Linked DNA regions of Homo sapiens: region 1 is linked to region 2. The links are chromatin contacts, found by Hi-C or POLR2A ChIA-PET in ENCODE. All regions are on one chromosome and are shown on one strand. Each heading gives the region's core, a stretch centred on a gene start or an enhancer-like site at or near the end of the contact. The rest is flanking DNA. Distances are from core to core; before and after follow the strand shown. Region 1 holds the start of TCP11 (t-complex 11). Region 2 overlaps ANKS1A (ankyrin repeat and sterile alpha motif domain containing 1A).

Region 1 (3,834 bases), core at 1,304-3,803, 130 kb before region 2:
TAGAGACGGGGTTTCACCATGCTGGCCAGGCTGGTCTTGAACTCCTGACCTCAGGTGATCTGCCTGCCTCGGCCTCCCAAAGTGCTAGGATTACAGGCGTGAGCCACCGAGCCCAGCCGAGTTAGAGAATCTTACTGAGGACCCTGGCTAAAGGCTGGGCTTGAACTGACCCAAACACTAGCAAGATCTTTCACCCTTTCTCAGTCCTCAGGTAGCACTTCTTGTTCATAGCCCCGGCCCCAGTACTTACCATGCCATTATATGTTATATTTTATTGTGTACATAATAGATACCAGAGTCAAGGAGGTCATGTGAATTAAGAAAAAGTATCTGATCAAGAGTCAAGATCTTGCTTACTGTGTGACTTTTGGTTACTCTCTGAAACCTCTTTGATCCCCAGCTTGTTCACCTTTCAGACAGTCCAGTATAACACCTGCCTTGCCTACTGAATGAGATTGTGTGCAGAGCATATAGATCTGCGATGTAAAAGCATTCTGTAAATCATTACAGAGAAATCAGTTATTAACTAAGACCCCAAAGGGAAGAAGTGCATATCTCTTACTTGATCTTTCTACTCCCCTCAACCTCTAACTTTTGCTTGGTTGGTTCTGATGACTATTAATGATAAAGATCATGAAATGCTGTACCTGGGCTGACCCTGGGAAAACTAATTTTGTCTTTCTCTGCTACCTCCTTTTCCTCCTGTTCTGGCTTCGGTCCCCTCCCCACTCTCCACCCTCCCCCACCCCCCTCTCACACTACCATGTGCTCCTGGACTGCTATTTCTTCCCACTGACCCTCCCAGACAATTCGAATATTAAGAGAATATTTAAACAGACAATTTAACATATATGAAAGAATTGTTAGAGGAATTTCAGACATCAGTAGGGAGTTTTACAGCAATGCAATTTTTGTGGGGGAAACGAACTGGTGTTATTCTGGAAACTTTCCCAGAAGTAAAAATGCCAAATGGAATTCCTGATTTGCATTTTTAAAGAGAAATCAATAACCCAGCCTAAATATCTCCCTATGTAATAAGGAAGCATCATATTTCATTGAACTCTTTGCTGAAGTCATCATGCAACTTCCTCCCACTTCTGGTGGTTTTAGGGTGAAGGCTGGCCTGCTTCACAGTTGGCATCCCTGAGGGAAATAGCAGGAGAGGGCGAGGAGGAGGAAGGGGTAGGTTTGGTATGGATGAGTCTGAGATGCTCTGGATAAACAGTAACTTGGCTAGGCCACTCCCCTGGTATATGCCTGGGCCTCAAGGTGGAATGGACTTTTTTTAAGCACAAATGCTTTTGGGTGTCTTTATAATTTCCCCCTCCAAACCCAAGAGTTGTGCAAGAAACATCCACACTCCACACTAACAAGGCAAAGGTTGTTTTTGTTTTTTTTTTTTTGAGACGGAGTTTTGCTCTTGTTGCCCAGTCCGGAGTGCAATGGCGTGATCTCGGCTCACCGCAACCTCTGCCTCCCAGGTTTAAGCGGTTCTCCTGCTGCAGCCTCCTGAGTAGCTGGGATTACAGGCATGAGCCACCACGCCCAGCTAATTTTGTATTTTTAGTAGAGACGGGGTTTCTCCATGTTGGTCAGGCTGGTCTCAAACTCCTGACCTCAGGTGATCCACCCGCCTCGGCTTCCCAAAGCCCTGGGATGACAGGCTCGAGCCACCGCGCCTGGCCTTGTTTTGTTTTTTTGAGACAGAGTCTCGCTCTGTTGCCCAGGCTGGAGTGCAGTGGCGCAATCTCAGCTCACTGCAACCACGGCCTCCCGGATTCAAGCAATTCTCTGCCTCAGCCTCCCGAATAGCTGGGAATGCAGGCGCCCGCCACCACGCCCGGCTAATTTTTGTATTTTTAGTAGAGTCGGGGTTTCACCATGTTGGCCAGGCTGGACTCGAACTCCTGACAGGAGATCTGCTGGACTCAGGTGTCAGCCACCGCGCCCGGATTCTTACCATAATACTTTCATCTTTTGTTTTGTTTTGTTACTGTACACTTTTATGGTAAGAAGTCATGACACAGTAATAAAGAGAGACGGGAGCAGGTGAAGAGGAAACGCTTCCTTTCTATTTTCTCAGGCAGGGGCACTCCAGGTCTTCACATCACTGCAAGGGCGACAGAGTAGACTTAGAGTCAAGAAAGGCAAGGGCTAGAGCCCAGGAGGCGGAGGGCGACAACGGGCGGAACCCCAGTGGGCAGAGCCTGGCCCCAGCCCTGGCGGCTCCTCCGCTTCTCCCACATGTGAGGAAAGAGCGCGGCCCCTGCGCCCCTGCGGCACACGCTGTGAAACAACCCTCCTGGGTGTGGCTCGGCTTCTCGGCTGTCCAAACAGCCTGAAGAAAAGCCCCATGCATGCTCTGGCCTCGTCTCAGCAGTTCCAGGCCATCCTTCTCGAGGGGCGGGAGCTGACCGGCATGAACCGGCCGCAGCGAGCCGCTCGAGGCCTGGTTGGCTTCGAGCTCAGGAGGGACGCACGAGCCTGCCGCTTCCGGCTCTGGCGGGGGGGGCACGTGCCCCGTCCCGTTGCCCCGGCGACCGCGGCGGTTTGTTCTCAGGCCCCGGCCTTTCTCACCGTGCGACGCCCCAACCCGCCGCTCCGCCGCGGTGGTACGCTCCAGGCCGCCAGGCCGCGAGGCCCACCGAGCGGACGCCAGTGGATGACCCGCGGCGGGGGAGGAGGAGGTGACGGCCTGGGAGCCGGAGGCGGGCCTGGGCCGGCGTTTCGGGCGAGGGGGGCACCTCGCCGCGAAGGAAGGGGCCTTCCCACGCTTCCCGCCCTGCGCCGGGCTTCTGTGGCTTTAGTTTCCTCGTTGCCGCCCAGCGCTCCACTTCTGTCCCACTCTCGACTTCCGCTCCTCCACGCTCCTTTGCCCCTTTCTGCCCCTCAGCACCCCCAAGACCCTGAGGCCGCTACCCCCCTTCCCGCCGCCCCCAGGGACCCCCTTGGCAATTGGGGAGGCCCCTTCCCCGACGCCAACAACACGCCTTTCTCCCTCACCCAGATACCATCAGCAAAATGCCAGACGTCAAGGAGAGTGTGCCCCCGAAATATCCTGGCGACTCAGAGGGCAGGTCCTGTAAGCCCGAAACCTCAGGACCCCCCCAGGAAGACAAGAGCGGCTCCGAGGACCCCCCTCCCTGTAGGTCCAGCTCGGCAGTCCCTGTGGCCCCCTAGGGGGTGCTTAGTGTGGGGGGTCCGCAGGCCCCCCCATCCCCCAAGTTTTCTCTCTTCACTATCCCTCTCTCGTTTGTCTTTCTCCGTTTCTCCCCCACCCGCCTTTACTTACAGGCCCGAGGGCAGAGGTCTTCAAAGAGTTTTTGGTTCTAGAGAAAGAAGTGACCCAAGCGTGATTACTTGAATCTGACAAGATTTGAGACTGAGTCGGTTCAAAGCCCTCCTTTGTATTGTATTTTGAATATGTAGGGGGGATTGGCAGATAGATCTGGGATTGATTTTAAAGAACCCAAATGATCCCAGACGGGAATTGGGTTTTCTCAGCGCTTTGCTAACTCAAGAAATAGTAGTGTCCTGGGCCCAGTCTCTAGCTCGGTTCTGTAGTGGGTGTTCTTTTGTGTTCTTGTTGGGGCACAAGGTCTTCTCCGCGCTTCGTGGTAGGTCCAGTCTCACTGGGACTCATGCTGTATTTCTCTTAATCTCCAGAGAACGTAACTAGTCATCAAACTGAGGAGCTGTCCGTGTGCAACAACTCAAGATAAAATTCTTGACTATTGAAATGCGAAAAATTAGATTGAGGCTTTGCGGCTGAATTAGATTGGTTTTTCTTGTGGCCACATGAGGTCGCTGCTGGTTAACTGAATGGCACCAAAA
Region 2 (4,009 bases), core at 96-2,595:
ATTCAAATCTCCCCTCAGGCCCAGAGAAGAAGGCTGGGGGACCCAGTGTCTCATATTGTTTTGTGTTCTCCGTATCATTAGGATTGGAATCCTCCAGCTGCCTAGTCACTATAGTGAGCATCAAAAACCATGGGTGTGCAGGAGAACTCCCAAGTACATGGCTGCTTTCAGAGGGTCACCAGGCTCTTCCTGGAAGGAAGGTCCTGACCAAGTTATTCAGACACTTGCTGAAGACTGCAATTTGATAAGACAAATAGACTGAGAGTTCATTTTGGTCCACGGCAACCTGAGAAATAGAATAAGAGCTAGACAGGGATTCAAGAAGCCCATGTTTTAGTTCCAGCCCCGTGACTTTTCCTCTCTAGGTCTCTTTCAAAAAATGAATGCCTGGGATGCATTCTCCAGGGCTTTGGGATTTAGGCTAGTTTGAATCTGTGATTAAAGGACCTCTCTATAGTCCCTACCAGTTCTATGATGTTAAGAACATGAATAGCAGAAAGGCTTTTGATGAAATGGTTTTAGCCTCATGGTTAAAAGTACAGGCTTTGGATTCAGTCACACTAGGGTTTAAGTCTCAGCTCCAATACCTAACCTTTTCTTCCTCAGCTCTGAAACAGGGACAAAAATAGCCCCTACCCTGAAGATCTGTCACAAGATATACAATGACATAATCAACATAAAGGAAATCAGCATGGCAGCTGGCCCGTGGGAAGCATTCAGTAAATGATAGCTGCTATCATTATCACCATTTTTCATTTACAGTCATTTCTGAACTCTTAGCTCATCATGCTAACACTGCACAGAGAGGCTGGTTTCCCTTCTCCTGACTCTGCAAAGGAGACTGATTTATTCTGAGTAGCCCTTTTAAAGAGGCAGAATAAAACTCAAATGCCAGGGAAGGCCAGTATTCTTATAAGTTTGGTTTGGGATTACATGTAATAGCACAGTGGAGAATCTTCAGATTAGGAGCCATCTGTACTCACCTTGGGGCCCATAGGTATAGCCCAGCTTTGGGACTTCGGACTGTTTCACATTGACTTGGTCTTGATTACCTCATTACATCTCCCCCTTCTTCTTGAACTCCTAAAGCGTCTGTTCTCTACCTGTCATTGGACCTCTGACCTCTGGCCCCCAAACTTCCCTAGTTTTCAATATACCAGCTTTGCCTGGATCAGCTTCCAACCAGCCACGATTTCTAACCATGCCTAATTTAATAGCATATTTGCTGTCTTTGCTCCCCTTGATCTTCTGCCAGTTCTTGTAGTGGGTATTCATAGCCATTTGCTTTCTCTTCTCCAGTTGCTGGAATGTTGAGCCCTTTTAAATACTCAAGAAACAACTGACTTGAGTCCTCTACCAATTCACCTAACTCAGCTGGCTTCCAACAGCTACTACTTATTGAGTACTACTCCTTCTGTGCCAGACACTATGCCAAGCATTTTCTTTTTAATATTCACAACAACCATGAGGTAAGAATTAGTATCCCTTCTACATGTAGAAACTGAGGCTTAAAGAAGTTAAATGATTCCCTAAATAATAGTCACCATCCAGTAAGTGCTAGAGCAATAATTCAAATGCCAGCTTGATTACCAGGCTCAGTGAGCTTTTCATTCATCTCTTGAAAACTATGTAAGATCGATTTCCTCATCTCTTCTGCTCTCTTTAAGCCATCATCTTTACCCACAGCACCTGCACTTTTTGGAGGACAATCACACCAATTTCCCGAGAAGACAGATCAAACTTTTTTAATGACTACTCTCAACACCATGTAAAAATTGGGGGGTAATTTCATCACTTCTCTCCTACCTTAGAAATTAGACCCCATTTAGGCTTTACCAATGGCCTTCTAACTGCCTAACCCTTTTTCTAGTTTTCATCCTTCTAGCTCTTTCTAGATCAATGGATACTGTTTGTCCATTGCCCCCAGTACTCACTCTCCCCTTCCTTCCTTGGTTATGGGACTTTTAGACAGGTTCACAGCCACCTAGAATAAAGACAATTATTTCCCACCTCCTTTGTAGCAAGGTGTAAACACATGACCAAGTTCTGGCCAGTGGGTTATAAGTGAAAGTGGCATGTGTAACTTTTGGGAACTATCTTTAAAGTGCCATTCTCCCCTTTCTTCCTTCCCATGCTGATGCCTTGAACTTGGATAGCCATCTTGAACCATGAGATGGCAGAAAGGGACTGGGTCCTTAATGGTCATGAACTGTTGTTGAGCCCAGCACTCTTTACTTCTATCTTGTTCAACCAGAGTTATTGAGGGTTTTCTGTCACATTCAGCCTTAGCTCCTAAGATATTGCATTATCCCAGTTATCTTCCTATGTTTCTTTCCCCTTGTGCCTCTAAACATAAGCTCTACTCTTTAAAAAAAAAATTATTATTATTATTTTGGAGATAGGGTCTCACTCTGTCGCCCAGGCTGGAGTTCAGCAGGCTTGACCTCCTGGGCTCAAGCAGTTCTTCCACCTCAGCCTCCAAGTAGCTAGGACTACGGGTGCACACCACCACACCCAGCTAATTTTTAAAAATTTTTTATTTTCGTAGAGACAAGATCTCACTATGTTGCCCAGGCTAAGTTCTGTTTTGGACCTCTTCAATCTCTCTCGTCTCTCAGCAATGGACTTTTTTTTTTTTTTTTTTTTTTTTTTTTTTTTAGACAGAGTCTTGCTCGTGTCACCCAGGCTGGAGTGCAGTGGTGTGATCTTGGTTCACTGCAACCTCTGCTTCCCAGGTTCAAATGATTCTCATGACTCAGCCTCCCAAGTAACTGGGATTATAGGCTTGCACCACCACACCCAGTAAATTTTCATATTTTTAGAAGAGATGGGGTTTCACCATGTTGACCAGACTGGTCTTGAACTCTTGGCCTCAAGTGATCCACCCACCTCAACCTCCCAAAGTGCTGGGATTACAGGCAAGATCCACCGCGCCCAGCCTGGGTTCTCTTTAACGTTAAGAATCACCTCAACTTGGATGACTCCTAAATCTGTATTTCTAACCTTCACATCTCTCATCAGACTCATATTTCCAAGTGTTTATGAAGTATCTTCACTTGGATGTTCTCTGGTACCTAAAACACCTCAAACTTAACACATTTGAAACCGGATTTAATATCATCCCTCAAACATGCCCCCTCCCTCAATTCTCTATTTCTGTTAGTTGTACATTATTTTCTCAATTAACCAAGCTCAAACCTCAGAATCATCCTCAAATTCCTCTCCTCATTCCTATACATTTTGTTCCATGGTCCTGTTAATTCTGCTTCTTCTATACTTCTCCCATTCATACCTCCCTTCCTATAACTTCCTACTCCCCCTCTAGTCTGGGCTCCAATTACCTTGGAGAGACTCTGTGAAGTCTCTTGACTTTAGGGCATTCCCGCCTCCAGTCTCTCCCAGTCTAACCAATCTAAGAGTCCACAATTGTATATTTGTGAAGCGTGGCTCCTGTCCTGTCGCCGGATTCAAAAAGCCTCAACAACACTGCATTGTCTCGGGAATAAACACTGACGGTGGAGATCCAATGCTCTATGACAAGTTCCCTTTGTTCCAGCCAAACCGGATTACTCTTACCATTCTCCAGACATGTTCTCTCTATCTCCTCCCATCATCTCACTGTTGTCTATGCCACTCCTCCTGCCTGGAATGCTCTCTCCTTCCTTACTTCTGCCTATCAGGTATAACTCTATCTAGGGGTTCAGCTCAAGTGTGATTTCGTTAATAAAGCCATCCATGATCTCTTACACTGACATAATTTATCCCTCTTTTGGACACCAAAATCACTTTTATATGAATTTAACATATTCTGTCATCTTTCAGTTACTTTACATATGTCTCATATATATAAATGCATAATATACATGTATATAAATGGCTGTCAATACATATGGTGGAGGAAAACTTAGAAGCACAGTTCATAAGGCTTGGACTTGTTCCACAATGGAAAGAAAATTGAACTATTCCAACTCAGAAACCTAAATTAATAATAAGAAGACAGTTATTCAGC

Evidence for each region. Hi-C counts contacts between places; a loop is a spot of excess contacts on that map. ChIA-PET counts read pairs that join two places held with the same protein, here RNA polymerase II (POLR2A). Pooled maps may share reads with other maps.
Region 1: a loop to region 2 is called in a pooled map, with 2.1 times the contacts of the local background. The contact joins the promoter of TCP11 here to the enhancer-like site in region 2. A Hi-C loop is called at or near these places in 5 of 50 pooled maps. POLR2A ChIA-PET finds 5 or more read pairs at or near these places in 3 of 52 experiments (H1, PC-9 and activated T-cell).

The regions. Positions count from the first base shown.
Region 1 is chr6:35,140,058-35,143,891 of GRCh38, reverse strand. It overlaps TCP11 (t-complex 11), which reads left to right and starts at 2,553. Exons shown (of 10, transcript NM_001370687.1): 1 at 2,553-2,687; 2 at 3,008-3,145. The coding sequence starts at 3,022.
Region 2 is chr6:35,008,552-35,012,560 of GRCh38, reverse strand. The region is part of intron 10 of ANKS1A (ankyrin repeat and sterile alpha motif domain containing 1A); the gene reads right to left. Among named protein-coding and RNA genes, the nearest start is that of ANKS1A, 120 kb to the right of the region's middle. Within about 2 kb of position 1,345, at least 2 of the 41 ENCODE cell types and tissues checked have a DNase peak (open chromatin) inside an H3K27ac peak, as active enhancers do.